Regions from separate parts of the Mus musculus genome. Here regions 1 and 2 are each linked to region 3. Evidence: chromatin loops called from intact Hi-C (ENCODE). Cell type or tissue: left cerebral cortex. All regions are shown on one strand. Links, peaks and the distances in the headings refer to the core of each region. The heading gives the core; the rest is flanking DNA.

Region 1 (10,327 bases), core at 4,355-6,854, 130 kb after region 3:
TTGGTTTTTAAATGAATGGAGTTTGTTTTCTGTGATTAGAAAAGGTAAGTGCTTTTTTGAAAATAGTGTATTGAATCGCCTGATGATGACTGGGCTGTAATGAGTATTTGTTCAGTATAATAACAAGCCCAAGTTGAGTTTGTAATATTTCTGAAATTGAAAATGCTACTTGTTAGTGTTGCAAGTTGAATAACCAATCAAGAGAAAAAAAAAAAAACCCTAATATGATGTCATGATCTTTCTATAGGTTTTACTGAAAACTACGGCTGGAGATATTGACATAGAGTTGTGGTCAAAAGAAGCTCCTAAAGCATGCAGAAATTTCATTCAGCTTTGTTTGGAAGGTCAGTGTAACCTTCATTGAAATTTTGGAAATAAGATTGCCTTAGTTGGGCATTGTTGGGCATGTGTGTTGGGCACACTGGGCTGCTCCTGTAATTCCTGCACTTGGGAGGTAGATGTAGAAACATTTTGAGTTTCAGAGCATCCTAGGCAACACAGTAAGACTCTCTAGATAAAACCCTGCAGGGATGAGCTTTCTAAAGAATGAAAAGAATAAACTACAGTGTTTTTTGCATTGCTTCAGGTGTTATGCAGAGGTAGTAAGTAATCGAATGGACCTGAGCAGTGAGTAACACCTTTCCTCCAGATAAACTATAAATTGCTACATTTTTAACAGAGACAACTTAGACCTGATGTTGATCTCTGCGAAATGCTGCTCACTCGTCTTTCCTTCTTTAAATGTGGAGATTCATTCCCAAAGCATGCCTTTCATTCTGTGTTACCCTTTCCACTCTGTGCTGTCTCTAACCAAGTGGTTATTATTTTCAGAACTATACTCATTTTTTCCCTTCTTGTGCCTAATTGATCTAATGGTGTAATTTTTCTCTCTCCTGGAAACTTGTGTTAACTACCACTAAACCAAATTTCAGCTTCTTCCCTAGGTCGTCTGGACTTCCATCTCCATGACTGTAGTTGCCTCCTGCCTGTTCTTCTCTGTTATTTCTTTGCCTTCTGTCCATACACATGATATTGGAATCTTTAAGGACCTGGCTTCTAGCTTTCCACTCTTTTTCATTCCACTAATCATGTGCTTCCAGTCAGCCATTCCCTCTATTTCCTGAACATTCTATTTCCTTTTCCACAATCCTCATATTAGCTAGCTTGCTTGTTTGCTTCCTTCCTTCCTTCCTTCCTTCCTTCCTTCCTTCCTTCCTTCCTTCCTTCCTCCCTTCCTTCCTTCCTTCCTTCCCCCCTCTCTCTCTTTCTCTCTCTTTCTTTCTTCCTTCCTTCCTTCCTTTCTTTCTTTCTTTCTTTCTTTCTTTCTTTCTTTCTTTCTTTCTTCCTTTCTTTCCATGTTTTTCACTCTCTTTTTATGGAAGTAAAGCCAATTTTTATCACTTTGTTCAAAGTCTGCTTTCCATAAAGCTTACCACCTGGCCTGATTCATTATCACTCTGTGTCATAACATGATAATTTTTCTTTATAAGAAGCTTTGCAAAATTTTATATTCACTTAGTATTTTTTATTCTTGAATAATTGTTTATGCAGCTTTACATTTCATACAGTTTTCACAGTTTCTTGTTGGCGTATAGAATGTACTACATACGACTTTAAATGTCTCCAGTGGTGGCAAGTCATTGTCTTCCAGTTAGACCTGATTTTTAGAGACAGTGTTCTTTGTGGTGTCAGAAACAAAGTATTTAAGAATCCAGAGTGTCCTGTCATATGATATGGACAAAGCTCTCCAAATAGAAGAAATTAGATAAATCTATCATGACAGGGGAAAGTGTAAGGACATAATGATAAAAGAATCCAGTCCCTCAGATGAGACGAAGAAAACAGGTCTGCAAAGACCATTATTAGTAATTGCTGTGGCAGGCAGGAAGGAAATAAAATCAGACAGGTAGTTTAGTTAGAATAACTGTCAACAAAGCTAAGAAACACATGAGACAAAGAAAAGTCTGACTTCTGGTAATAAGTTTAAAGAAGCTCAAATTTTACAGGAAAGTGAAATCACAAAAACACTAGAAAGGATGAATGGTAAATTGCAATCCGTGGAGCAGGTGAATAAATAGACAGAAAGAATCTGGACAGAATACAGCAATGAAATAAGCATGAGGTTCAGTTGGGGGCTGACAAAGCTTACCTGCATCAAAACGAAAAAAAATATCCTCCCATTTTTATAAGTAGAAGAAATGAATGGAAATTTTACAGACATAGAGATAACCAGAGCAATATTTGTAATGATTAAACAGGTAAGAATTGAATGAAATTATTGCTAACTAACTGAAAACCTGAGAAGACCGGTGGAGAGATGGCTTGGCACTTCAGCTCTTACGTCTGCTGAAGACTTAATATTTAGGACTGGCTGCCCTGTCAGAGGTCTGGGGTCCAATTCCAAGCACCCGCATGGCGGTACACAGTCAGCAGCAGCTCTACTTCTGGAAGATCCTGTGCTGCCTCTGGCCTTCATGGTCACCAAGCATGAATGTGGTGTGCAGACATACATGCAGGCAAAACATGCATACACTTGTAAAAAGATAGGTATTTCTTAGGTGAGTCAAATAATGTAGATAACTCTATTTAATCTTTAGGAAGAATGATTTGAAGAAGTTACAATATTTCTGAGTCTTATAATGCACCTTTCAGTATAGCAATAGCAGCAACAATGTGTAGTTTTCAGAATAAAAGCAAATGATTGAAAGCATGGATGGGAGGGGCTGAAATGTAAATGAAGTAAATACCTAATAAAAAGTTGGAAAAAAAAAAGAAAGGTGGTCATATCCTTTGAAAAACCCAAATATCTGTAATTATAGATTTAATCTTGGACTTAAAATATAAAATTGTTACAAAGGAAGGAAAAGAAAGCAAAAGGCAACAGTTTCAGTTTTCTTAGGGGATGTCCTATGCTTCTGTCCTACTTAACTAGTGTTTTCCTTCTCAATGATTCTGGTCTCATACCAGGCATTCTAAGGGAGACCACTGATGCTGCATATTTGTGACTAGAAATTATATTTTTATATATAAATAATTTCTGAAAAATCACTTAGATATTTAATTAGAATAAAGTACGTTATTTCACTTATTGAACGTAAAGGAGACTGCACAGACAGTGCTAGAACTTCTATCTGCAGGTTTATATTTTTTGTACATTATTAAGTTAATTTTCTATCAGGAGAAATGGAAGAGGCAAAAATGAGCTATCTCCTACCTAGGCTTCTGAGCCCCAGCAGTGCTAGCCTTTGGGATTGGATATTTTTTGTTGCAGAAACAATCCTTTGGGCTTCAGGATGCTTAGCAGTATTCTTGCCATCTTGTACAAGATGCCAGTAGTATTTCCCAGTTTTCCCAGTTTTGATAGCCAAAAATATTTGAAAATGTTGATAAATGCCCCCAGGGTGCAGAATTGCTTCTTCTCTTTCCTCCAGTTGAAAGACATTGGTGTGTATTAAACTTCTTATTTTTAATTTAAAAACAGTAATTTATAATTGATAATTATGGAGATTAAAGACAAACAAACCAATCCCCCAAAACTAAACCACCATTGTCTCTGTAGAAACATATAGTGTTTGAAAATTGATTGTTTTCTAAGAAGTGGAGAGGAAAGGTTTTGGTTTAAAAGCCAATTTAGCATTCTGGAAATTAAATCTTGTGGCTCTGTTTGTATATTAACTGTGATAATTAAAGTGATACTAACTTTTAGAACTTGATATATTATTTTTCAGCCTACTATGACAACACCATTTTTCATAGAGTTGTACCTGGCTTTATAGTCCAAGGTGGAGATCCCACAGGCACTGGGACTGGTGGAGAATCTATCTATGGAGCCCCATTCAAGGTCAGATCAATTTACTTGCAACGCTTCTTCAAAAGTGATCGTGTCCCACAAGAATGTCTCATGTAATATACAAAGTCAGTGGAGTTAAAGTTTTTCAGAGATCAGAGCAAATACTACCTACCGAGCAGTCTTTCTGATTTATTTTATGGGAAGCCTTTGTGCTGAAGGCCTAGAAGGCAAAAGTCAAGGTATTTGTCTATCTGGCTCCTGGTGAGATGTACTGTATTCAGATCTTAAGGCTAATATATTAAAGAAAAATAGTCTCTGATGCTTAAAAGGCACTTATTGTGCTAGATGGGTGTGTCATAGATGATTCCAATGTTCAGTCTGAGGGGAAGTTCTGAGTAGCTCTCAGAATACAGAAAGCAACTGAGAAACAGTGGAGCCCTGCACTGTTACACTCTGCTAAGACAGACTCATGCCGTCTCTGAGAAGAATCAACTTAGAATGGTTTAGGACTTTTAAAAACACAGTGAAATCACATTAATGCACTTATAGAAGATTCTCAGAATTGAAAAACAAGAAGAAACCCATCACTTCATAACATGTGCAACAATAGCTGGTGGCTTTACAGTGGTTCAAAGGTGGGTTTCTTGGGAACACTGGACTGTTTTAAAGGGTTGGAGGACTCTGAGGTGAGTAGGAAAATGAGACTTAGACTCTGACTCCCTTTGAGCAGCATCCTTCCTCTGTAAGTAGACTTCCAGAAGATAGTTACGGGGCTGAATATATTTAGAACATACAAGCTGCAGAATTCAGGTTTAAGAGCATTGAACAGATAGTAAATTTGGATTTGATTGTACTTCAAAATCAGTTAAATAAAGCTTCAGTATTTTTGATTAGAAATTGTCTGAGTCTTGCTGGTCTGCTGCGTAGCTGATTGAATATGAAGGGTGTTATGACTTGAGAACAGTCACTAAATCTCTTTCATTCTTGCAGGATGAATTTCACTCACGGTTGCGTTTTAATAGGAGAGGACTGGTTGCCATGGCAAATGCTGGTCCACATGATAATGGCAGCCAGTTTTTCTTTACTCTGGGCCGAGCAGATGAACTTAACAATAAGCACACCATCTTTGGAAAGGTTAGTGGAAAGGCTTGGTTTTGATTTTATATTATTCTTCAAGCTTCAATGATACCTTCAGTTAACTTATATAATAGTGGCCTTTAAAATGTTGTACTTGTATGAGGGAGTATGTTGCTACTATGAAGAACTGTAAAGGGATTTCTGAGCTGTGTGTGCTTCAGGTCAGTCATTTGTCATGGTCTCAATATTAAAGTCATAGTAGTGGTATTAGCTACTTATGGCCACTTAGCCAGTGTTGTTTTACACATTTTCTTTCTTTCTTTCCTTTTTTTGGGGGGTGGGTTGGGGAGCAGGGCAGGATTTCTCTGTGTAGTTCCTGGCTGTCCTGGAACTTGTTTTGTAGACCAGGCTGGTCTTGAACTCAGAGACCCTCCTGCCACCACCTCCTGAGTGGTAGGCATGCACCACCATGCCTGGCTGCTTTACAGGAAAACAAAACAAAACAAAACAAAACAGCCAAAAATATTTTTTAGCTTAAAGTTTACCAGTGATGAACTTTCTTAAATATAAAGTGGAAGTTGCCTTAGTATTTATAGTTTTACCAGAAGTATCACTGTGGATAGTGTCCATTTAATCCTGCCCACATTTAACAGCAAATGAGAGAGGGGGCCTTCTTACAGAATTTTCAGTCGTTCTCTTTAAAGAGGGGTCTTGAGTGCATCTTCCTCTCATCTTCTTCTCATCTCAGCTTCTCTGTATTTAAATCTTAGACCTAGTAGACATGAACAGCTTTTTAGCTCCCTCTGCTGGTTCAGTAAGAATTGTTTCCTTACATCCTATGCAAAAGAGGGTTTTGATGCTAAAAGGAGGGAAGCAATTTAGTAAGGTTGGACAACTGAACCTCTGAAGTCGAGTCATCCCAAACCATAGAGATGTAAGCTTGTCGCTTGTTTCTTAAAAGCACACACTAGGAAGTAGACATTGTCCTGTTCTTGGCTGCACTCTTAACCCAGGGTTTTCTGGTAATCATGAACTTTTCCTGCCTCTTTGTTTTTTCTTTTAAAGCCAGATGAGATTTGGCTTCCAATCTTGTCCTGTGTTTTACAGTCTCTGTTATATAATCTAGGCGTGAGAGACGATGTATATCATACCAGTTATAAGTAGAGATGCTCCCACTGTTGAGACTGTAACTTCTTTGACTTTCTATCCTCATATTTGTACAAGAAGGAAAGTGTAATTCTTACTTCTAGGGTATTTGTGTAAATTAAATTAGACAATAATCTGCACAGTATTTATCATATTGTTAATACTTAAGATGCTTTAAGTCCAAGTTTGTTTGTGATATTTAAATGAACTGTTACTCAGTAAGAAGGTTGACACTGTATGTCTAGTATTAGTATCTGACATTCTATACACTGGAAACATCAAAAATGGTTTAATAAGAGATTGAGCCCCACCAAAATTGAGTGCAGCTGTGCCTTCCAGCCTTGAATCAAGTGTGCTTCACCATCATTGTTAACTGCTTATTCTTAGTTAAATGTAAAGTTCTCTTCTAATTATTTTAAAACACCTTTTTCAGAAGTCTACTGTTTATTTAAAATATTTTCAAAATTCCTTTGTTTATTTAAAAGATGAACACAGATGTTTGCCATCACATTTTATGTCTTTGTGTGATAGGTTACAGGAGATACAGTGTACAACATGCTACGCCTGACAGAAGTAGATATTGATGATGAAGAAAGACCCCGAAATCCACATAGAATCAAGAGTTGTGAGGTAGGAGCATGGCTGTGTGGCGCCATTTAAGAGGCATCCTTAAACTATTAGGTAAAGGCTTTATACTAAACACCATGGCTCATTTCTGTCTATTTAATAAAGCACAGTTTCTGATGCAGATTTTTTTAAATTAAAGGCGTTGGATTCTAATATGAAACTTTAGATGATAATCTAAAGAATGAAAAGCTCAAGTCATATGAATTAGGTTGTGAATTAAAGGAATTAGGTGTCTTTGCTCAAAGACTAGAATTCTAGGTAAATTAAGAGTTACCTTTATTGAGGAAGTGACGTAATCCTTAGGAGCATTTGATTCAGAGTCCAAATGTCTGTCTGGGGCCTTACAGTTTTCCTTCCATAAAATAGGTATCAGGGAGAAAATAGGTATACTCATCTTTGACTTGAAAAGAACATAATGTTGTGGGGCACTCAGCGAGGCTGCTGAAAGTGTGTTTATGTCGGGGAGAAGTAGATGCTGATATTAGAAAACTTCAGGGGCATTTTTCACTTTTTTATAAAATAAAAAATATCCTGGAATAATACCTTCAAAACACTTCTTTTCACAGGTTTTGTTTAATCCTTTTGATGACATCACTCCAAGAGAAATTAAAAAGCCCAAGAATGAGAAGCCAGAAGAAGAAGTCAAGAAATTGAAACCCAAAGGCACAAAGTAATCACAATAGGGAGGTTTACCTTCACTTTACTTGGGACACTGACTTAGTCAGTCGGTCTTTGCAGTGGTTGTTCACTAAGGAAGGGGATGTCATTTTGAACCTGAGTGCTGACCGAATTATGAGCATGTTTGTGTTAAAGTGAACAGTTTTTACATTTAATGACATTATATAACTTAAGCTAAAAAATACCATCTTATATGGCCAGATAACATGTATTAATAAATAAACACTTAGTACTCACTATAGTTTATAACCCATAGCTGGGTTATTGAGAAATATTTACTCATTTTTAAGTTAGTATATCCTTAGTATAAAGACTCTGGGAAGGCGAGAACTCTAGAAAGGATACTTTTCATGTGTGTGATAGGAGTGCATACTTATGTCATCTACTTTGGTGCTATTCAGTATAATCTTTTATAAATATTTTTAAACATAACTATCTCCTTCACTGTTTTGTTTTTCTTAAAGATATTGTCTTAAAATAGAAATTTATTATTAATAAAGTTTAGTAGTTTATACCAATATTGTTTACATTAATTTTTTTGTTTTATTAAAAATAATAGAGTTAGATTTCAACTTACCATTTTGCTGAATTGCAGCATCCTATTTCAGTGTTAGCTTCAGACAGTTCTATGTATGAGCCTGCCACACCCATTTCTGAAGTTTATCAGTCTTTCTGAGCTTTGCTTGCCCATGGCAAATATAGAGGCAGTTGTAATGAGCACAATACCTGCTTATCAGGAAGGTGAGCTGAGAGGGGTACATATAAGACACAGAAGCATAGATGCTTAGTGTGTACTGGGCTCCAACAAGGTCAATACATTAAGCTGCATTAATAAACTGACCGATAGGAGCCTGGTACTTCAACAAACAGTACCTGTCTTGTGGCAAAATCACTTTCTGTGTCAGTATGATTTTCTTTGATTCCATGATTGATTTCTTATTCTAATTCATTGATGCTAAAAAGGTCATTGTCACCGTGTTAGGATACAGTGTTTCCATGTTACCGTCTAGCCTGATGACAAGTCTGAGTTCCTTATGTATTTCCTATTGTTTTCATTCAGAGCAAGTGTGTTAGGGATGTTATATGGTCATTGCTTGCATGTAGATTTTTTAAAAAATTACTCAGTTGTTGCCAAATGTTTTACTTTTTCTAAAACTCAAGAGAGTAGTTTAATAACTTAGAGTTTCTCTTACCTGAGTTTCTGTTGTTGTTTAGTTTGAAAGATCTGAGACATTTTCTACCCATCAACTTTTTGTGTTTCTTAGTTTTAAAATATTAAAATGTATTTCTCAGATATTAAAGTAAGTTAATCATCTGTAGTGCTCTCAGTTCTCTCTCTCTCTCTCTCCTCTCTCTCTCCCTCTCTCTCTCTCTCTCTCTCTCTCTCTCTATATATATATATATATTCCTTTTTAAAGAATTATTTATTTATTTTATGTATGAGTACACTGTAGCTGTCTTCAGACACAGCAGAACTCAGGACCTCTGTAAGAGCAGTCAGTGTTCGTAACTGCTGAGCCATCTGGGGTCTATATTTATTAATGTTTATTTTCTTTTTTCTTTCTTTTTTTCCCAAGATTTATTTATTTTATTTATATGAGTACATTGGAGCTGTCTTTAGACACACCAGAAGAGATCCCATTACAGATGGTTGTGAGCCACCAGGTGGTTGCTGGGCATTGAACTCAGGACCTTTGAAAGAGCGGTCAGTGCTCTTAACTGCTGAGCATTTCTCTAATCCCTAATGTTTATTTTCTTCCCAGCTTTGATGGCTATCAAAAGCTTATTTCTGTCATGTGTCAGCGAGTTCATTATGCTAATACCCAGAGTAAATCTCTGGTCATTAGTTGTGGGTACTAGGTGAAGTGTTAGCAGTCTGAGGCCAAGCCCTTTGCTCCAAGATCCTGAAACCCTCCTACTGAAGACTAATACTGTGTAAATAGAGTGTATTTCATCTTAGAAACTTGTGCTATTGCTTAAAAGTGAGGTATTTATGATTTTTGTCTAACTTTTCTCTTGAATCTTCTTTCTTCTTTGATAGAAATTTTAGTTTACTTTCTTTTGGAGAAGAAGCTGAGGAGGAGGAGGAAGAGGTGAACCGAGTCAGTCAGGTAGGCTCCCCTTTGCCCGTCGCATGTCTGTCTCCTGCTCTCCTGGCGCAGCACGTGTGCCTTCTCGCCGGCGTGGCATGGCGACTCTGCATCTGAATGCTCGCAGGGCCGTTTGTGCAGATTCTGAGTTGATTGCCCCTCAAAGAAGCATAGCTTGTATTTATTTATTTCTAATCTTGTATATTTTTGTCAGTTGAAACCAGTCTTAAAGTATTTTGAATGGGATTCAAATTTATAAATAGAATTTAGTTACTATTTGTCTTTTATTTTGCTATATAATAGTGTTTATCATTATTATAATAACAATCAATGACTCAGTTACTTAATATTCATTTTAAATGTTATTTCCATATATTGTGTTTGCTTTATTAATTCTCAATTCCTAATATAGCCCTTAGAGATAGATATTGGTACCCTTCTTTATATAAATACTTGGATTTATTCATAAGGAAAGCAAGGTACACAATAATGCCTGTGGATTAGAATTATAATTGTCCAAAGTCACATACCTAGCGAGAAGTTACAGCTGGAATTAGCCATGTGTCTTAACTGTAGATTCTTGTATATTACCCCGTGACCTTTTATTTTACCAACCCCTTCCAGAGACTTATGAGTCTCATCATAAGACATCTAGAAACTTTACAGGAACATTTTGCCTACATTTGGAGCAAATTGTGATATTTGTATCCAAGGAAAATACTTGTAGAGTCTTTTGGTTCCAAATGTGTGAGCTGCATTTTTTCCCTGGAGGTGAATGAGCACTGAGACTATCACCATCACATTCTCTTGGTGTTCCTAGCAGAGAACTAGCAGCATCACCCACTGGGCTCTGTGTGGATAACTGTTAGCAGTTTTCCTGGTCCACCTCTAGATGCTAGAGATATATTTGTTTAACACC
Region 2 (10,327 bases), core at 4,233-6,732, 2.0 Mb before region 3:
GTCCTAGGCAGTGGCCGGAGCTCATTCCCACTCTTGTAGAGTCTGTCAAAGTCCAGGATGACCTTCGCCAGCACAGAGCTCTGCTGACCTTCTACCATGTCACCAAGACGCTGGCATCCAAACGCCTGGCCGCTGACAGAAAGCTATTCTATGATGTAAGTATTTAACATGATTACATGTGATTATGACAATAGTGACATGTGTATAAAAATGACTCATTTTTCTTGTATTAATATTTTTGGAACGATTTTGAAATCTTTCTAATCTACACTGCAGTGGTATGTATGGAAAGCTCACGTAAGTGTCAGTGAGGTTGCTTGTGGTAGGAAACACTTTGAAAGCAGAGAAATTGGTTTGAGATTGTCAGTGTAGCTGAGATGTGATAACGGATCTCTTCAGCAAAGCCGTTCAAAAGGGGATGGTTAGCAGTAAGATTGGCGTGTATAGATAGTTGATGGGTGTAAAATAGAGCTACAACTGAAAGATTATGTTAGTTACCTGTGCTCTAGTGATGATGCTCAACAGAAACAACTCATGGGAGGGGTTTATTTTGCCTCTTGGTTTCAGTCCAACATGACAGGGAAGACAGAGCTGATGTTGGCAGACATTATGTGGTAGAGGCTTCAAATCTTGGTGGACCAGGAAGGTGAGAGCTCAAACAAGTGTTCACCCTACTAATTTTGCTAGGGTGGCCACAGTCCCTAATGTTTCAAAGCTTTACAAAATAGCACCACCAGATATGGATCAAGTTCTTAATCTTTCTTTCTTTCTTTCTTTCTTTCTTTCTTTCTTTCTTTCTTTCTTTCTTTCTTTCTTTCTTTCTTTCTTTCTTTCTTTCTTAAATTTAAATGTTTTTATGTGCATTGGTGTTTTGCCTGTATGTGCGTTTGTGTGAAGATTTTATACCTGGAACTGGAGTTACAGGGAGTTGTGAGCTGCTATGTGGGTGCTAGGAATTGATCCTGGGTCCTCTGGAAAATCAGTCAGTGCTCGTAACTGCTGAGTCATCTTCCTACCCCAAGTTTCTAATTTTTGTCTTAAGACAGGGCTTCTTATGGTTCAATTTGGCCTCAAACTTGCTATGTAGCTAAGGAAGACTGAATTGCTGATCTTCATGCCTCCATCTCCCAAGTGCTGGGGTGACCTACCACACACAGCTAGTTTCTAATATTGACAGACCTGAGCCCATCCAGCACATTCCATCCAAACTCTTTCAGGGATGGCAGTCTTTTACCAGCTGTTACTTTCTCCACTTTCTTAGTATGGTTTTAGAGCTGGCTATTTTTGACTTTTCAGAATAGCAATTTCATATTGCTTATGGTGACATTTTGGACTGTACCATGTAATACTGCTGAATTTGAAGGTGTTTGTTTTGGTGTTCTTATTGACGTTTGGTAGTTATGAAAAACATGCATAATTAGAAAGTTTATGATAGGACTCAGAAAACTAAGGTATTTCTAGGACATTGTTTTGCGTGGTTCTTTTTCCTTCAGTGTTCTGTCACTCAGGCTTTCCCAGTGATCCGCCTTTGCCCTGCAGGTTCTTCACTTAACATGTGGTCTGAAGCAGCCTTTTCCAGGCTTGCTCTCTTCTGACAGCTACTCTTCCTCATGCTTAAGCTCCTGTGTAGAGGTGTATGCACATGCACCCATGCTTTCTTCCCTCCGCCTTTTGTTTTTAAAATAAAGGGTATTCTGGCACAGCTACAGCCAGAACACCTGACAGATTCTAAGCGCTGTGAGATGCTTTATTTATTTCTAAAGGAGACTCCTAGCTGTACATGGGGAGGAGTAATTGAAGAGCTGGCAGCTTGCGGAAGATAGACAGTTTAATGGGGCAGCCAGAGAAAAGAGTTCCAGATGAGAGTCTTTGTAAGCCTCTATTCTTTCACAAAAAGCTAGCTAACTTTTCCCTGGTGCACAGTGTAGTGCCTCATGTTTGAGGATAGTTTAGGGAAATAGGGAGAAGTGTGTATTTTTGGGCTATCTCTCATGTTCAATACATTAGTTTTGACAGATGCAGTGGTATATATACACACACACACATATGGTCAACTACATTTTGACTAAGGGCAAAGAGTCACTTGGTCAGGAGTTGTAGACTACTCCAGACAACATAGCCACAAAAAAAGGGAAGAAGGAACAGCAACAAATGCACATTAGTTTTCTGTCTCTGGGTCGCAGGTGATGAGGTTCAGAGCCACTCTTCTGAGATCCTCACTCCTGAGGGCGTAGCTTATAAATCTTGGGTCATGGCATTTTTCTTCTCTTCTTTCCTTCCTCCTTCCTGTCTGCTTCTACTTCTTCCTCCTCTTCCCTTTCCTTTCTGAAACAGCCCAGACTGGCTTCAGATGGCCAAGGGTGGCCTTGCATTCCTGTTCTTGTCCCTGCCTCCCAATTCTGTGCTGTATGTATATGTGTGAGGATTACATGCATGCCGCACCACGCTTGTCTTTCTAGATAGTAATTCTTACATACTCTTATGTTCTTCATTTTAACTTTGTTGGTTTAAATACCTTGTCTTACTTCCAGCAATGGGCGGAGAAACCCCTTGTTGGTGGTGGTGTTCTGTGTCAGTCAGGGGCAGAGCAGATGGCAGTCCTTTGTGCATCCTAGCTTGACACCTGGCTTGGTAGCCAAAGCTGTTTTATGCCTAGGACTCATAAAAATCAAATCAAGCCAAATCAGATCAAAGGTGGCTCAGAAAGAGGAAGACTGACAGAGACCTTCAGATCACCATGCTACCCACAGACTTGCCTTCTAGTGAATGGCACAGGCAGGCCATAGACATCTGCTTGCTGACACTCCACATAGCAGCATGGATGGAGGATGTCACTCAGGGACCTGCTAGCTGTGTGGCCAGCCTGTACCTGGAGCCTCCACAGTGTGCGAGTATGTGGTGGACAGATGGGAGAGACAGAGAAATGGAGCAGCCGGAGCATTGTGAAAAGAGATGGGACTGGAGACTCAGGAGTGGAGAGGAGTAGCCTGTTGTGAATGGCCAGCCCTGCCACCTGGGCCATGGTGAAGTCAAGCTCTGCCGTAGCTGTCACTGAGGGCCATGTCTGAGTCTGTGACTACGAAGTGGCAGTGGTCAGTGTCAATGACCATGGCTTATATTACCACTAGAGAACTTGAGGATGACCCTGGTTGGGGCAGCCACTGGGACCGCCTGAATGTCCAGGGACTGTGCAGAACTGGCCCTGTCCCTTACTGGATGCTCCTCTCTGGAGGGCTGGCCCCATCTCTCACTACTGACAGCACGTGGAAAGCAGGCCCCTTGCCTTGCTCAGGCAGCACAGAAGAGCTGGCTCTGAAGGCGGGGAGTGTGTGTGTGGATGTGTGTCGCGTCCCACTCGACTAGCAAGAAAGACGCAACCACCGGTTCTTCTGCGGCAAGCTTTATTGCTTCTTCAGGAGGGAAGACCCCAACCCTGGAAAATGGTGTTGCTTATATAGCCCTCAGCCATGGCGTTTCAGCACCTGATGTGGCGTGTCAGCTCCTGATTTGTTGCTCTCCCATCACCCCATTACTACGCTCCGAGATGGGCAGTGACTAGGCGTGAGTTCACTCTCGCACCTGCGTACAAGGCGTGTTTACTAGTTAGGCACAGCGGAGGCCAGCGCCATCTTATAATGGCGATTGCTCGCAGCATGGCTCTCCACAGATGTGAGTGTAGGAGAGCTGACTCTACCACTTGTCTGCTATTGGGTGGCTTGGGCACAGAGGTGATCCCTCCCTGTCCCCACCTCTGGCAGTCAGGAAAGCTGCTCACAGAGTCAATGAGCTTTAGAGAGCTAGCTCTGCCCCTCACCAACTGTAGCACTCCAGAGAGCGGGCCCTGAATCTTGCCTGGACAGCACAGCAGAGCTGGCCCCAGTGGTTGGGAGCAGGTTAGCCAGCCCCAAGGACGAGAGTGCAGGAGAGCTGGCCCTGCCATTTGTCTGTTCTGAGGTGGCATGGGTGTGGGAGTGATGTGCCCACCTCTCCTCACTTTGTTGGGAGAGCTGGCCCTGCTTCCTCACTGACTTTAGCACTTGGGAGAGCAGGCCCTGCACCTTTCCTGGGCAAAGAAAAGAGCTTGACTTCACCATGGTCCAGGTGGCAGGGCTGGCCATTCACAACAGGCTACTCCTACAGTGGAGCTGGCCTAATGGTGAACACATGGGTGAGCCAGCACTGAGCATGCCCAGCCCAACACAGTCCTGCTGTTCCAAAGCTACAGGATCTCTATAGTACAGGGCAACAGCAGGATAACTGAGAGGAGTCCTGACAAGACTGATGGTGTCACAGAAGCCAGAGATCTTGAACCAGACCAGACTCACTGTAACAGACTTTGCAAGTGAAGATGTGTGGACAGAGATATACCATGGTATCATGTTAGCTTGATTTCTGTTGATTTATTTTACAACTGTGTTTAAATGTTTATTTTCAATATCTGTGTATAAATGTTTTGCCTCCATGTATGTATATGCACCATATGTGTTCCTGATGCCATTGGAAGTCAGAATTGAGCATCAAATCCCCTGGAACTATAGTTAACAGATGGTTGTGAACCACCATGTGTGTTCTGGAAGTTGAACCTTGGTCCTCTTCTAGAACGTGTTTGTTTAATTGCTGAGCCATCTGCCTTACACAGATTTTTTTTTTTCTTTTTTGATATAGCCCTGGTTGGTCTGGACCTTCCTATGTAGATAGGGATGGCCTCTTTCCCAGAGAACCACCTGTCTCTGCCTCCCAAGTGCTGAGGTTAAAGGCTGCACCACTTCTCCCATTTGTTTTGCTCTATTTCTAGGAGTCAGGATTAAAGAAATGATCTACTTTGTCTTTCTATTTTTAAAAATTAATTTATTTATTTTTATGTATATGAGTACACTGTAGCTGTACAGATGGGTGTGAGCCTTCATGTGGTTGTCGGGAATTGTACTTAGGACCTCTGCTTGCTCCGGTCAACCCTGCTCACTTAGTTCCTGCTGGCTCCGGTCCAAAGATTTATTTATTATTATAAATAAGTACACTGTAGCTGTCTTCAGATGCCCCAGAAGGGGACGTCTGATCTTATTACAGTGGTTGTGAACTACCATGTGGTTGCTGGAATTTGAACTCAGGACCTTCAGAAGAGCAGTCAGTGCTCTTAGCCACTGAGCCATCTCGCCAGCCCCCCCCCCCCCCCTTGCCTTTCAACGTCAAATATGTAGAACATTCTGGGTTACAGCTAACCTTTATTAATGGTTACTCAGCAATAAAAGTATGAATTGCTTGGGCTGTTAAAGGGTACAGTCTTCTTATTTGTTGATTGGTTCTCAGGTATTTGTTTTAGCCTAGCAGTCGCTTCAGTATTATGGTTGGCTTTGTTGTAGTGTCCTTTCAGTTCTTTTCCCTGTCTTCTGCGATAAAAGCCTGCCTAGCATCTGATGCTAAGCTTGGTGGACCATTTACCACATTGTGCTGAACGTTCACTTAACTTTCTCAGATCACTGAGGTAGCACTTTTATTGCTGCAGTTCTGCTATCTAGCCTAGAAAACTGCACATGTGGTTGGTGCTTAATAACTGTTAAGTAAATAATTAGGCTGAGTATATGGTACAGTGATTGAGTGTTTATTTGCCTAGGAAGAGCACAGGGTCTGGATTCAGTTCCCAGCACTGAAAAACAAAGCAGCCCCAAAATACAATGGAAGAAGAGCTCTGTTCTTAGAAATGAAGGTATTTAAACTGGGCGTGGTGGCACCTGTGAGAGGCGGAGGCAGGTGGAGCTCTGTGAGTTTGAGGCCAAACTGACATCCTTTCTAGTTAGTTCCGAGCCTGCTAAGCCATGTAATAAAACCTTAGCTTCAAAAAACAAACAAGAAAGTATAAAGCAAAATTTCATGGGAACAAGCTCTTTTTAGATTATATAGAGCTAAAACTATCTAGGAGAAAGCTGATTGGCTGAGCCTAGAAGCACAGATATGTATGCGTGTAGGTCATAGGTGCTAGGACAGGGTCTGGTCGTGTAGGATGGAGGTGCAGATAGCTAGCTGTGTGGGAAGACTGCTATGAAGAGTTTCGCTGCTTAAGCTGTCCTTACTATATTGGCATGAGAGCAGGAGAGCTAGTCCTGCCTCTTCACTGGCGTTAGCACTTGGGACAATGGGCCCTGCACCTTACCTGGGCAACACAATGGAGCTGGCCTAATGGTGAACACAGCGGTGAGCCAGCGCCAAGGGTGTGAGCGCAGGAGAGCCTTCCCAGTCCAACACAGGCTGCAACAGTCAGTCAGTCTGTTTGTCCGTCCTATCTATCTATCTATCTATCTATCTATCTAAATGTGTTCTTTAATGTGCCACACCTGAGGAAAGTGAAAAACAAATGACTTCATATTCCCGTCTTATCTGATTGTTCTCCAGTTCTTCTCAGAGATATTTTTACATAGCATTTCTTTGAGCCAGGAGGTGAACTCTATCTCTTAAGATCTCTTAATTAATTTAGAAGAGTGCCATTCCCTTCCCTTCTGTTCTGTTCTGTTGGTTGTCTGCCATGCTGTGTGCCCGGCTTCTGTGCTTGTTGACTGCTTCTTGCTGATTAGTCTCAGGTGAAAGTGTCCTGGTTTCTACAGTTTGTTGCATGGTGATACGTTCCATGGCTTTAATATTTTATTGCTAACTTTTCCTAGTGGGAATTGTGAGGACAGTGACCTTAGTATCTAAGAATACTTGAGAAGGTAAGACAGGTTAAGCCTACGTTAATGGCTCGCTTTGTGTGTTGGAAGGGGTTAAGTGTGTGCTTCTCAGGTGAAGTCACCAAGCTGTGGGTTGGCGGCACTCTATCTTCTGGTTAGAAATAGAATATCGACCGCTTAAGGGTTTCGAGAGCCAGTTCTCAGGAGTGCTTATCATATAGCTTATTTGTGTAGTGTCTTCATGAACATACTTCCCTGCCATGTTTTTTAGAAGAAAATGTAGAAAAAACCATTTGTGTCCCTCTTACCTGGTTTACTTCACTAGTTTGTCTTTTCCGTCTGAGCCTTTTATTTTTATTTATTTATTATTTTTTTAATATCTAAACAATAGTGCTTTATTGAAAAAGGGTTAATTTAAATGGATACAAAGTTGAAGTGTGAAATGTTTTCAAACTACATTTCTACAAGTACAAGTTACTTCTTAGTGAAAGAGCAAGTATCTGTTAGCAAAAGCAGTAAAACTGAAGGGGGTTGGAATTGTGGCTGCAAGACCTCACAATCCACACTGCCAATCTTAGATGTCAGCTGGCCCAAAGTAGCACCTTAACTCAAAAACATGGGACTCACACTGAATACTTGGGAATTGCTTCATTTTTTTGTTTGCTTTTAAATCTCTCTCCAACAAAATTAATGTCAAAATAAGCCAAACAAAGGACTGCATGGGTACTCTAAAGTCATTGATGCTTTTCTTGATAGGAACTTCACACAATGACTTCCCTGACCACTCACAGTGATGCAATGTGAAGGGGCAAAGTGAGCAAATGTATTTTTCCTCGTTAATTTATAAATAATCATGCTTAAGCTTCATCATATTAGTACTACTGAGTTTTGGCCTGAATTAAACGTAAATCCCTGCCTCATCATCAATCAAAGCCCTTCCTCCAGCAAATGAAAGCACACAGTTAGTACCTGCTTTGCCCCACACCACTGCCTCCTTCACCTGCCCCTTCCCTTCTAAGGCCACGGCCTGACATTAGAAGACAGGGTAGAAGGGGGAAGTGCCAGAATATAAACCAGGCAGGACTCTGCTTGCCTGCTTGGGGCACAGATCTGAAAAGCCTTTCGTTCATGGTGTGAAGACATTTATACTACACACACTGAAGAAAATGACAGTGCCTAGAAACCGAGGAGACAGTCTGCACATAAAAAACCCAGCACTGCTATTTTCCTTTCAATAGAAGGATCACTGAAAAGGGGAAGAGTTAGACGAAAACCTGGCAGGCATCTGGGCTTCAAGTGGCCTTTTGTTCAAGAGCACCACCCAGTCACAAGCCTGGCGTTGGATCCATGCCAGCCAAGGACTATGATTTCCACTGTCATGGTCTTTTGCACCTAGTTATAGAAAGTACATTAAAGTGCAGTATAAAATATAAACATTTTGGTTTCTTTAAAAAAAGTATTGCCTTTTTAGTTGAGTAAAAATTTTACTGACTCTTCCTTATAAAGAGTCTTGTTACAATATGAAGCTGGAGCTCATAGCTGCTTTGGTTCTCTCCACAGCATAGCATAATCAGCATCCACAGTATAAAAAGTCCTTGTAGTGAGTTTTCTCTACAGAGGTTTGAAAATGATCTGGCACTAGAATCCAGAGCCCGTCTGAGCCTTTTAGAAGCAGACATTAGTTGATGGCTTCTGGAGTATGGTTTCTTTCTTTAAATCTGTCTTCCCTTGTTTTACAGTAGGACTAAACAATTATAAAATAGCTGAATACTTGTTTAAAGATAGTCACTGTAAAATAGACTCTTCAGAGAGAGCTATCAGAGGAGGATTTGCAGTTGAGAAGATGGGTCGGTTATGGTACTGAATTTAAGAAAAGTGGGCGTTCTAGTCAAGGAGTCGGGAATGGTGTGAGAGGTTAGGTTACTATGAGGAAACAGCCAGGGGGGGGGACCGCGCGGGCACTGTATAAGTCAGCCAGTTCCTAGCCCATTGGTAAGTTTTTTTAACATTGGTCTAGGTTAGAACTATACTCTGAAAGCCACGTGGTTTGTGTATTTCTAGCTTTAACTATGTGAACACCATGGACAGAGCTGGAGGAGGAACACAGAAGTCTAACTAACTTCATAGTTTAGCACATGAGTGTGTGTGGCATACTGAGTGATGGTCCATAAATAATGGGCTTAAAAATGAGCTATCAACCCATTAATGAATGCAAAATATAGATACTGATGGGATAGATATTGGTTCTTTTTCTTTTTTTTTTTTTTTTTTTTGTTTTTTTGTTTTTTCGAGACAGGGTTTCTCTGTGTAGCCCTGGCTGTCCTGGAACTCACTTTGTAGACCAGGCTGGCCTCGAACTGACAAATCCGCCTGCCTCTGCCTCCCAAGTGCTGGGATTAAAGGTGTGCGCCAATACCGCCTGGCGATAGATATTGTTATAAGAGAATAATTCTTTTTTCTTTTGAAGATTTATTTATTTTATATATGAGTGCACTATTGCAGACACACTAAAAGAAGGCACCAGATTCCATTACAACCATTACAACCACATGGTTGTGAGCAATCCTTTGGTTGCTGGGAATTGAACTCAGGACCTGTAGGTGAACAGTCAGTGCTCTTAACTGCTGAATCCCAAGTGACTAATTCTTTAAGAATATACCCCTGTGTGTATGTATGTGTTTAAAGCAACCAATGTACACTATAAATATTACTGTTAAAAGATTATAGTTAAAAATCTTCCAAGCATCATCATACTTTTTAATTCTTTAAAATCTTTACTGAAGATAAGGTTTTCATTATAAGGCCACGATGTATTGCTTTGTAGTTGTAATTTATTATTAAAGTGTGTAACATACAGATTTGGTGCATTTTCTTGCAGTTAGCTTCTGGAATTTATAATTTTGCCTGTTCTCTGTGGAACCATCATACAGACACATTTCTGCAGCACGTTTCTTCTGGCAATGAAGCTGCGGTTCTGAGTTCACTAGAGCGAACACTGCTATCGTTAAAAGGTACTGTTGAACTTGATCTGCTCACCTTTGAAATATCATGCCCAGCACAGTTCCCAAGTAGCTGCTCTGGACAGATATCTTTCTCAGTTGTACTTGAGAAGATGGTTGCATTTCTCTGTATGACAAGAACTAGAGTTCTTTTTGTTTGGTAAGAAATGTCACAATATCAAGGCCTTTTCAGTGGAAGAGTTATGTCACTGTGGTTTCAGGCCTGCCACCATGCTTCTTCCGTGTGCCTCTACTTTGCTGTACATTTCTCCTTCTGGGCCCCACTGTCACCATTGTCCTGTTAATGCTCCAGTCCTGCGTGCTTAGTTGAGTGGGGTCTTTCACGTTTATGCCTCAGGCAGGGCAAGCCCTGTTTTAGGGGGCGGCTGTAGGGATGCTACTTTGGCCCATGCTTTCCTATAGTGTGCTTGTAAGCATTCTTGTAGCATCATTTCCATCTCACCTTCTGCGAACCAAGTTACTGGCCTTACTGAGTAACTAAGGCCACTCCTTCTGCCCACTCGTTTGTCTGGTTATCATCACCCCACGCAGTCCTCTTCCTAACCCTGATCTACTCAGCACTATACCTTAGAATCTCACCATGCTCTCTTGAAACAATCCTAGTGCATCACTTACACGAACTGACTAGACTGTGTATGCACAACCCCT
Region 3 (10,327 bases), core at 3,278-5,777:
TCACTCTGTCTTAAGACATTATTAATAAAGTGAACTTCTAAAGGGAAAAACCTGCTTATTAAGCATTCCGTTTCCTCGGAATAAGGAATGGGTAATTCCGAAATCACTGGAAGTTCTGCCACATAAGAATATAATTATCTGCTTAGAACCAAAGTTCTATTATTAGAAAAATAAATAAAACATTGAATGACGCTGTTGGAGGCTAGAGAGAGCAGGGGAGGACTTGTGTCTACTGTTTTTAAAACAAAGGTCTGCAGCTTAACAAGGTACTGAGTGTCATAGTTAGCCTCAGCTATTAAGTTGGAACAACTCAGAGTCACCCTGGCGGAGGGTATTTATTTCCCCACAAGAGGGAAAGATTGGGTAACTGGGTTAGATCCTCACAATATACATAACTAAGACTGTTTTAAGCTGTTGTAGAGAGAACACACTGGCACAGCAGTTCCCACTGGGGTTGCTGGCAACAATGTATCTGCTGCCCCTGCTAGGATCCACCAAAGGAACCCTGTATCTCCACCATCACCCTTACTTAGCAATGATTTGATCTCGCTGAGAATAGAAGGTTAATGGTTACTGGAATATTTACTCGGTCTTTTTTTCCCCCCAAATACATTACCTCTCCAGGCTAAGAGCCAAAGTGCTGCTGCTGCCGACTGCTAAGTACATCCATTCCACTGATAGGTTTGAGAATTGGAGAAAGAAGTCCCATAAAAGCAGTTGGCACACCATGAGTTAAGTCTGCTTCCAAACCCTGTTGCACAGAAGAACAATATCAGAACAGCAGTGTCTGCTCAGATTCTGTCCCCGGGGCCGCTGGAAGATGTAGAAATTCCCCTTTTCCTATTTTATGGTTTCCAGAATAAATGGCTACATGACTCTTTGGGAAAGGACTCAGGGGATGGAGGTCACTGCTGTATAAACTTTATAAGTCTTGTGGAGACCATGTAGCCTCTCTTTCCATGGAGGAGTTAGGGATCTGATACAGGCTCCTGGGTAGAACTGAGCAAGGGCTTGTGATGGCAGGTTTCCATTTATCCACTTTTAACCCTTCCAGACTACCCTGCCCACGTGAACACCATGATCACCATCCGCCATCTCAAACGATCCTCCAGGTCTGTCTCTCCTGATATATGTGAATATTTATGTCCATCGTGGGAGTTATGTACAAGTACTTAGCTGCAGGTTTAATGGGAGAGGAGCAGCTTCAGGGAAAGATAGAGGAGGAGGGAAAGAAGAAAAACAGTGCAGCCAATTTGGGTCCCGAAAGGACCGGCTTAATAACAAGAGGAGGCATCACTGAAGAAATTACAGAGAAGTCCCGAGAAACTGGGGATGGAGCTCGGTGGTACCTGCCCAGCATGAAGAGAAAGCCTTGGTTTAGTGCAGGGCTTGGGGTGGTGGGTGGGACAGGATAGATGGAATAATTTATACAGATTTATTTTTTTAATGAAAAGGATGGGGTATAAACATGTCCCACATAAGAATCATTAAAATAAAATCAATGAGGGTGAATTTAGACCTCGAGTTATTACGTTTTGGCTTTTTTATGGTTTGGGTTTGTTTTTTATGCTTGATTGATTGATTCATTGCTCATTTTTAGCAGGGTCTTATTCTATTGCTCAGGCTGCTCTGAAACACACTAGGTAGCCAAGCTAGGCTCAAATTCACAGCAACTCTCCTGCTTCACCCTCTCAAAGGCTGGGATTGTAAATGTGAGCCATGATGCTTAGCTAGTGTTCTTTAATCTGTATCGCCAGGTCTGGGAGTCACTAACAGGACTAGACAGGAGGTGCAAGGGTGGGTAGTGTGGGTACAAACTACAGGGAGTCTGCTCAAAGCACTGGCGAGAAGGTGAGGCAATTCACCCAGTTTTCTCAATAAAATAAGGAACCTAGTACCAGCTGAAGGGTGCTATGGGCTTGAAGAGAGGGGATTAGGGAATGAAATTATCCCAATCAACCTAGCACAATCCTAAGATGCATCCGAGTATACGAACTCGGGAACACAGTAGATCCATATATAAGCCGACCAGACCACAGAGTTACCCTCACACCCTTTAAAATCAATATTCCACTTAAAAAATCAGTACTATCATTTCCATACCCATGGACAATGGTCGTCCCACCTCACACTGCCAACAGAAACTTACTAATGTTTGACAATTATGTTTTAGTGGGTTTGACAAAGAATGTGGTTAAAGACTTTAAGAAGCCTCTTGTCTACAGTAGATCTAAGCCAAGCCACGGTTCAACCACTTAGTGCAACATCTAAAAGGGGCCTGAGCTGACTGCTGGAGCACGCAGTAGGACCCATTAGCAGCTTCTACATCTGAAAGGCATTCGTTTTGAGATAAAATTGAGTTTACCTTAAAGGGATCTGCTACCACGGCACCAGATTTTTCTAAAGCTATCTCTCAAACTATTTAGAGGCTTTCTTCAGGTGGCAGGGACGCTCTTCATTAGCCAGACCAGGAGGTGTTTCTAATCATAGGGCCTAAGTTATATGAATAAGAAGAATGCACGTTCCCTTCCACAGCCATATCTTAGAGGTAAATTTAGTTTTGATGATAAGCTCCCAAACCAACAGGTTCCAAAGAGTTACACTTGGACCCTACTGACAACCAGGCCCTTCTACCACTGTAGGGCACTCAAGACCAGCGCAGGAAGTGACTCTCCCCTGATGCTCAGCCAGCCTAAGCGAGCAGAGTCTGAGGACAAGAGCTGGGCCAAAGAACCTTTTTCCTGAGGGGCAGTATGTGTGTCTTGGCGGGAGGTAACCCTAAAGGAAGGACTGGGAGACCTGGGAAGAAGAGGAAAGTTAGGGATAATGTCAGCCATAACCTCCAAGTTTGCTAGAGAAAAAAAAAAGTTCAATGATATTTGCTAAAACATAGTAAGGTCAGCCTTATTCAGAACCTATAGGTGAGAATAGGAGCCTCTACAATAGGACTTTGCATGGGAATAGGAGATTGGACTCGGTTCCTTATACAAGGGCAGGTTTTCATCTCATGGGAAGGAGGGGCTGGGGAAAAGAGTCGTCAGTAGACAGAAAATTACTAACAGTCACCATCAGGGCTGGGGAAAATTCTGTTTAATTGAACCTACTGAGACTCTTGCTAGAGACAGGCCAATATGATCAGACATCCAAGAATGGTGGATTTGATCAGCTATTGAAAGTGATGTATTATCTTGTGATTGCCATATCCAGGGATCCATCCCATAATCAGCTTCCAAACGCTGACACCATTGCATACACTAGCAAGATTTTGCTGAAAGGACCCAGATATAGCTGTCTCTTGTGAGACTATGCCGGGGCCTAGCAAACACAGAAGTGGATGCTCACAGTCAGCTATTGGATGGATCACAGCGCCCCCAATGGAGGAGCTAGAGAAAGTACCCAAGGAGCTAAAGGGAACTGCAACCCTATAGGTGGAACAACAATATGAACTAACCAGTACCCCGGAGCTCTTGTCTCTAGCTGCATATGTATCAAAAGATGGCCTAGTTGGCCATCACTGGAAAAAGAGGCCCATTGGACTTGCAAACTTTATATGCCCCAGTACAGGGGAACACCAGGGCCAAAAAGGGGGAGAGGGTGGGTAGAGGAGGGGGGGTGGGTATGGGGGACTTTTGGGATAGCATTGGGAAATGTAAATGAGGAAAATACCTAATAAAAAATAAATAATAATAATAATTGATGCTCAGAAAATTAAAAAAAAAAAGAACGTCAGAAGGTTTGGGGGATGGCTGGATGTTGGTAAGGGAGTGTGTGTACCGATGTGTTAGAAGAAAGTTCAGAAGCCTGACTAAAGTTTGGCTGGGCAAAGGACCTTTGTCGCGCTCTCAGTGCCTTTGACTTTCCTGCAAAAGATGATGTTAGAAAGCTCAACTCTTGACCTTTGCCTCCACCCTGTCATCTCTTCTCCCCAGCGCACGCGCACCCACTCCCAGCTCAGTGCACATTATGTTACTCAAATCCATCAGCAAAACAGCTGCTCAGACCCCTCTGTAGGTACAACTTATGCAGCCTGAGGAATGTGGGCAGATTTTTCTAAGTTTTCCTCCAATTCCAGTCTTCCGAGTGGTCCTGCCCACACACGGCAGGGTGCAGTGTGAAGTGGGGAAGGCAAGCACTCAGATTCCCAGGAGAATATGAGGGAAACAACTAGGACTGAGTCTCTAGTCTCTTCCTACTTCAGAAACAGAAGCAAGGGTCAGACAAGAACCAGTTCTGACACAAGTTTCCTGTGTCTGTTCATATGTTCACTCACTCGCGTAAGGACACGCGGCTCTATGTACAACCCGGCTGTCGGTGGGCTCTCCTTTTCGCCAAGGAATGACTATCTCTCTTCTCCACGCAGCTTCTTAAACTTAAATCAACTGTTCTTCCCATTACTAAATCCCCTGACTGAATTCCCCTCTGGGGAAGCAGACCGGAAGCCATCCGCAAGGACCGACTTCTAATGTCCCTTCCAGATTTAACAGAAACCATTCCGGCAGCCAGCGCTTCTATAAGCACAGCTCTTTGAGAAGTACTTGTTACTGTAGACTCAGTTCCCTCCACTTGCTATAGATTTGTAGTGAGGCCTTCAGACTCTATGGAGCAGAAGCTATAGATAGTTACCATTATACAACCATTTGATAAATAACCAACCATTCTAGGACTTGACATTTTATTTACCTGCACACAAGTGCAGTTCCTAGTTCGTCCGAAAGATGGCAATACAGCGCTTTGTGCTTCATTGTCTTTGCAGCTATTTCTAATTCTGCTAAATTAAAAAACATATTGAAAGGAAAGAAACTTTATCATGAGAGAACGGAAAATATAATTTTGTTTTCTGCTATTTCATTATTGTGACAGGAATATCTGTAAGTAAATTGTTCACATATTCAAAATATTTTAAAAGCATGAAAAATATCTTAGCTCGTGTAATTTAATCCTGCCACTCACCTATGTAAGGGCTATTTTCATTTTGTATAACAATAAGTTCTGAAATTAATCAAACAGTAACTCAAATATATTCATCTAGCAAATAAGTGGAGCTTATTTCCAAAAACACACAATTCTTTCCAACACACATCTGTTTAGCAAAAAGCAATTATCTACAGGTCCCAGTTTTTCAATTTCACAGAGATTTATGAGCCAGACGATATTTGGAACTAAAGTTGTCTGATAAGCATGGTGACCTGCTAAACCTGCTTGGCTAGTAACTTTACAAGTCTTCATTTTGAACATGTCTGGGGAATTTATTTTTATATTTACTTTTTTAATTCCTGGAGAGCGCCTCACTTCCAAGTACAGCAGGGCAGCTGGTGATGCGGGCCGTGAGTGACACGTGCACTGGTCACATGGTGGTGCCCTGTGGCTCGGTGAAAATTCTACCACGTGGCACCAGCAACTACCTTTTGCTTAACAGCATTGAGTGTTTCAGTAACTCAGCTTAGTGGTGTGTCTGGTGCCAGGCTCCACAATTCAGCCCATTCGGACATCATTTCCCAATCTGGGTTTGCTTCAAGCTCACTGGTTTTACAATTCTCTTTAAAGGCAGCTCTCCCAAAGGGGCAGCCAAGCCCAGAAGCTGGAGACCGCGCGCTTGGAAGAGGGCCTTGCTCTCCTCCAGGTTAACACAGCAAAGCGAAGTCTTTCCCAAATCTCAGAGAGTTCCGTAGTTGGTGAGTGTTGCTGGTATAACAGGCCCATGGCAGCCATTTCCTTCCATCGCCCTGGAAAGCATCCTGACAGTTGAAAGGGAAAATGCCCCTGGGCTTATAGAAGCCAAGTGGAGGCTCTGAGGAAAAAAGAAGATCCCTGCTTGCCCAGATGGCTCGGACACAGATGTCGGGAAATGGCTCTGGACACAATTGCCATTCTGCCACCATAATTCTACCTTCGTCTGTCAGACCCCAGAAACAAAATTACTAATTAAGTGTACTGGCGACCCTGATGAAACTCATCAGGTCTTCAAAAACAGCAGCAGAAGAAAAGAAAGAAAAGAAAAACGAGACATAAAATAGAAGACTAACTGGGAAGTCTGGCAGGATGGGGAGGAAACTAGAGAGGACCGCAGTAATGGATATGCTCAAGTAGTGATTTACATGTATAAAACTCTCAGGAGGCCCATTACACATAATTAATATCTACTGATAAAAAAAGGATTAAAAAGAAAGTAAGGAGACTAGATGGAAAACAGATCGAAACAAAAGACCAACTCCCTCATTTAAAATAACAACAACAAAACTTAATATTTGGAACCTTAATATTTGTGGCCTATAAAACACCTAAAATTAAAAATATCTGAGAATCACAATCTGCAAATAAAGAGCAGTTCTTGAATAGCATCTCTGAGGAATCGGTGGCTGTAAACTCTCCCCAAGAAACTTTATAAAACAGCTGTTCTCAACCTGTGGGTCGAGTCTCCTTAGGAGGTCGAATGACCCTTTCATGGGGGTGGGGTCACCTACGGCCATTGGAAAACACAGTTATTTCGTGGCCATTAGCGTTGGAAGGATCGGGGCGTTAGGAAGGCTGAGAACCACTGTCCTAAAATCTAGCGGTGGTCATCCCTGCTTGCTCCCTGGAACAAGGCAGTACAGCAAGCAGGTTGCAGATCTAACTTAGGTGAACACAGAAGTCCACAACCCAAATGAAACATTGTTTTGTTGTTGTTGTTGTTGTTTTGTTTTGTTTTGTTTCTCTTTCTTCTCCCCAATCAATTCAGTTCTCAGGCAGGGGGCCACTCTCATCATTCTCTCGCTCCCACTGACAGGAGGAAGGAAGTGAGAAACACCCCCACCCCCACCCCCACCCCCACCCCTGAAATGAAGGGAAGTTCTAACAAGCCGCGGTTGTGTGTGTGTGTGTGTGTGTGTGTGTGTGTGTGTGTGTGTGTGTCGGGGTGGGGGTGGGGGGTGGGGCGTGGCAATTGGTCCTCTTCCGCCTCCAGGAGATTTGAAGGGAAAAAAAATAATAAAATCCAAGAAAGCAAGCTGTGTCTGCCTCCTGCTTTTTGGACTAAAATCACTGGAGAGAAGAACAAGCTAGCCAGGGTGGAGGGGAAGTTACAGCCTTCCAAGAGGTAGCTGCTGAACCTTGCTTTGTGCAATGCCTGGAGCCGACCATCGCTAAATAATTCGAAGTATCTCCTTACAAATTAAAATCGTAACAGAGAGAAATCCTCGTATGAAGCTTCCTATCCTACAGGACTCAGACAGACTGAATAGAGAAGAGAGGTACTTGCAGGAGAGATTACATTAATTGTTAAAAAAAAAAAAAAATCAAAGAGCTACGCTACATTTGCAGTTTTGTTGCTAGGACAAATAAATGTGTTGTTCTGCTATAGTAGTTAATAGAAAGATGTTTTGTGTGCTAATAACTCAGCAAATAGATCTTTTGATAAATTACTTAATCAGCTAATTGCTCATCCATAAATCACTTTTTGGGTAAGCTGGTGTTCAGCAAATTGCTTCCCGCCCCTCCCCAGCAAATTGGTCTTTTGATAAATTGCTTTCCTTGAATTGATCTGTTTTAGCCCACTGGTAAGAGAATGCAGACTCCGTGTCCCCACCATTAGTCTCTAGGTAAACTTCAGCTCAGATTTTGCACTGGTTGGGGACACTTCAGGATACATCTAGATTGTTTTTAGAGCAACACCTGCAGCTTCTGTTTTGGCAAAAGCATGAAGTCTAACGAGCCACGCAACGATGAAGCACAAATTGGGGAAGGAGCCGCTTTTCACATAACAGCTCCATTCTTTCCAAAATGCCTCTTGGCGGGGCCAGAATGTAAAGGGGAAAGAAAATGAGTGAGATAGAGTTATGAGGAAAAAAACAGGGGAAATGGGCTAACACAAAGGAGCCCAAGGCAACCTGAGCTGAAGATAGAAAATCCACGGGAAGAGTGCAAGTCTTGCTCATTTAAAGCTTACCTGCCTTGAGCGCTCTTGGAGATGAGTCTCTACTTTAAATCACTTTGTATTGTTCTACAATACAAAAGGTTTTCTCAGGGTGTGGTGGTTTGAATATGCTTGGCCCAGGGAATGGCACTATTAGTAGGTATGGCCCTGTTGGAGAAAATGTGCCACTGTGGGGGTAAGCTTAGAGAGCCTCCTCCTAGCTTCCTGGAAACAGTCTGCTCCTGGCTTTCTTTGGATGAAGATATAGAACTCTCAGCTACTCCAGTGCCATGCTTCCAGCCATGATGATAATGGACTGAACCTCAGAACCTGTAAGCCAGCCCCAATTAAATATTGTCCTTTATAAGAATTGCCTTGGTCATGGTGTCTCCTCACAGCAATGGAAACCATAGCTAAGACACATGGCTAAACTTTGTTGGCATATGGCACACTTTTAAAGTATGCTTGTGTAAATTTAAGGTATGTATCCTCAGAGACATTGGTCATAGAATGTCCTTATAACCCATACCCCCATGCCATATTCCACACTGACTTGGTTCATTCGATTTTATCTTGTGAACCCTGCACTTTCAACCCTGTGTCCAACTTATTGTTTATTAGGCTACTCTGACCCTCAACAGCCACATGGAATGGGGTATCAACTATCTTAGCCCACACTAATGCCTCTACCTTCTGGAAACTACAAACACTAATAATAGCCTGCCTTTTGATTCCACACACCTCATATTTGATTTATTTTTATCTGTGTGTCATGCCAAAGACCCTGAGCCTCTAATTTTGAGGTGTTCCCCTTAGAAGTTCTTATAGTTCTGCATCTTGTCTTTGATGACGACACACCCACATCCTCTCTGACAAAGGTTTATGGAGCTGGATGAAATTTTCTTCCGTAATTTAAACACATTGCTCTCATGTAAGGAAATAATTTGCTTGCTCATATGCTTAAAATAGACACCACGCCAAACCATTTAGCAGAAAGAATGCTTTCAAAAGGATTTTTGTAATGATGGGGAAATGTGGTATTCAAAAATGGAACTGAATTGGTTTTATTAAAAAAAAAAACAACTTTAGAACATAATATTCCTAACAGTTTGTTGGACACAGAACACAGGTCCAGAGTGTTAGGTGTTTATAAAAAAAATAAATTTAGTATTATGTTATACAGTAAATTTGGGTTCCAAATGAAATATTAAATACAAATACTTTATCCCATCTCAGTAGGGAGAAACTTGACAAAATTCAAGGCAAGAAATCAAAGAGTCTGTCTTTGTGGCATGGTGGGTCTTGAGCTAAGATTAGGTTTGGTTTAGATTTTGTTTTAGTTTGTTGAAAAGCTGAATGTGGTATTGGGGTGAATGGAAAATAATACATAGTCATGAATAAAAATTTGAAAATAGAATATTTTTGTGAAATGCCCTTGAATAGATTTGTTTGTTTTGATTCTTTTGCTTTGTCTGTTGAGATGAGGACTCACTGTGTACCCCAAGTTGACTGAGCTTCATCAGTACTGAGATTGCAGGCACCTACCACTATACCAGGTGAGGGCCATCTTGAAGAAGTACATACCCATGGTTCCTTAAGTAAACTTAAAGCATTAGCTAGCACTTACAGCTCATGTATACCTCAAGGATGGTGCTCTTACATTAAGATGTCTCCTTTTGCTTTATTGAGATTTTTAACCTTTAAGTTATAGAATTTTCTTTGGAAGCCTCAACCAAAGGTGTGGAGAAATAAATTTAACAGTAAAAGAAATAGATCCAAAGAAAGAGACAAACTATTTTTGCAAACATTGTCTTATCTATATGACTATAATGAATGCATTTGATGCATATATGTCATAATGTTGCAGTATGCATCTAGAGACCTGGATACAGAGAGCAGAAGAAAAAGATAAAGGGCTGAAAACTGGAGCTTTGGAGATGGACTAGGATTGGGACAACAGACTGTTATTTTTCATTGCAGTACTATAATACTAATGTACACTACTAATTGACTTTTTAAATTATCCATCTACTGCTACAAAACAATAATTGTTCTATGAAAGTGTTAGACAGTTGTGCTGCTCCCAGTCTCTTGGCTGGTGATTTAGACTGCAGGCAAGAGGTGGTTTGACACTTTTGTTGAATACAAGTCTTTTCTCTGGGGCTATTTTCCAAAGACAAGTTGTCTAAAGGAAGTCAACGATCATTCAACAAATGAGTTCATCGTGTAAGCATATTTTGGGAAGTATGGGGATGATCTGTAGAATTAAACAGGCTTAACCTCTAAGAGTTTGTGGGAGGATGCAGAAGAGCAACCTGTCGCTCTCTATTCCAAGCCCAATTTAACCGTGTGCACAGGCTATGAGGATCACTTGAAAAAGTAAAGCCATTTTTATTTTTTTCACTGTAACCCATCAAGAATCCCTTCCAAGATGTA

Evidence for each region. Hi-C counts contacts between places; a loop is a spot of excess contacts. Peaks named below come from ENCODE experiments on the same cell type or tissue, not always from the same donor. Only the 100,000 strongest peaks of a DNase experiment are listed, where the experiment ranks them.
Region 1: it touches region 3 in a loop (9-fold over the local background); 36 of 42 quality-filtered maps call a loop at or near these places.
Region 2: a loop joins it to region 3, with 4 times the contacts of the local background. A loop is called at or near these places in 3 of 42 quality-filtered maps.

The regions. Positions count from the first base shown.
Region 1 is chr13:104,801,234-104,811,560 of GRCm38, reverse strand. It overlaps Cwc27 (CWC27 spliceosome-associated protein), which reads left to right. Exons shown (of 14, transcript NM_026072.1): 2 at 248-344; 3 at 3,729-3,841; 4 at 4,781-4,924; 5 at 6,545-6,643; 6 at 7,207-7,310; 7 at 9,360-9,429. Among named protein-coding and RNA genes, the nearest start is that of Cwc27, 11 kb to the left of the region's middle. In left cerebral cortex, for the core only: a CTCF peak has its summit at 5,683 (motif pointing left); a DNase peak (open chromatin) is centred at 5,668.
Region 2 is chr13:106,900,028-106,910,354 of GRCm38, reverse strand. Ipo11 (importin 11) reads left to right here. Exons shown (of 30, transcript NM_029665.4): 5 at 1-155; 6 at 9,538-9,670. It overlaps LOC115488227 (a small nucleolar RNA gene), which reads left to right and starts at 2,523; the gene lies at 2,523-2,665. In left cerebral cortex, for the core only: no CTCF peak of the experiment used is centred there; no DNase peak of the experiment used is centred there.
Region 3 is chr13:104,934,441-104,944,767 of GRCm38, reverse strand. No RefSeq gene overlaps it. Among named protein-coding and RNA genes, the nearest start is that of Gm41048, 25 kb to the right of the region's middle. In left cerebral cortex, for the core only: CTCF peaks have their summits at 3,383 and 4,712; DNase peaks (open chromatin) are centred at 4,149 and 4,692; H3K4me3 peaks cover 319 bases; H3K27ac peaks cover 395 bases.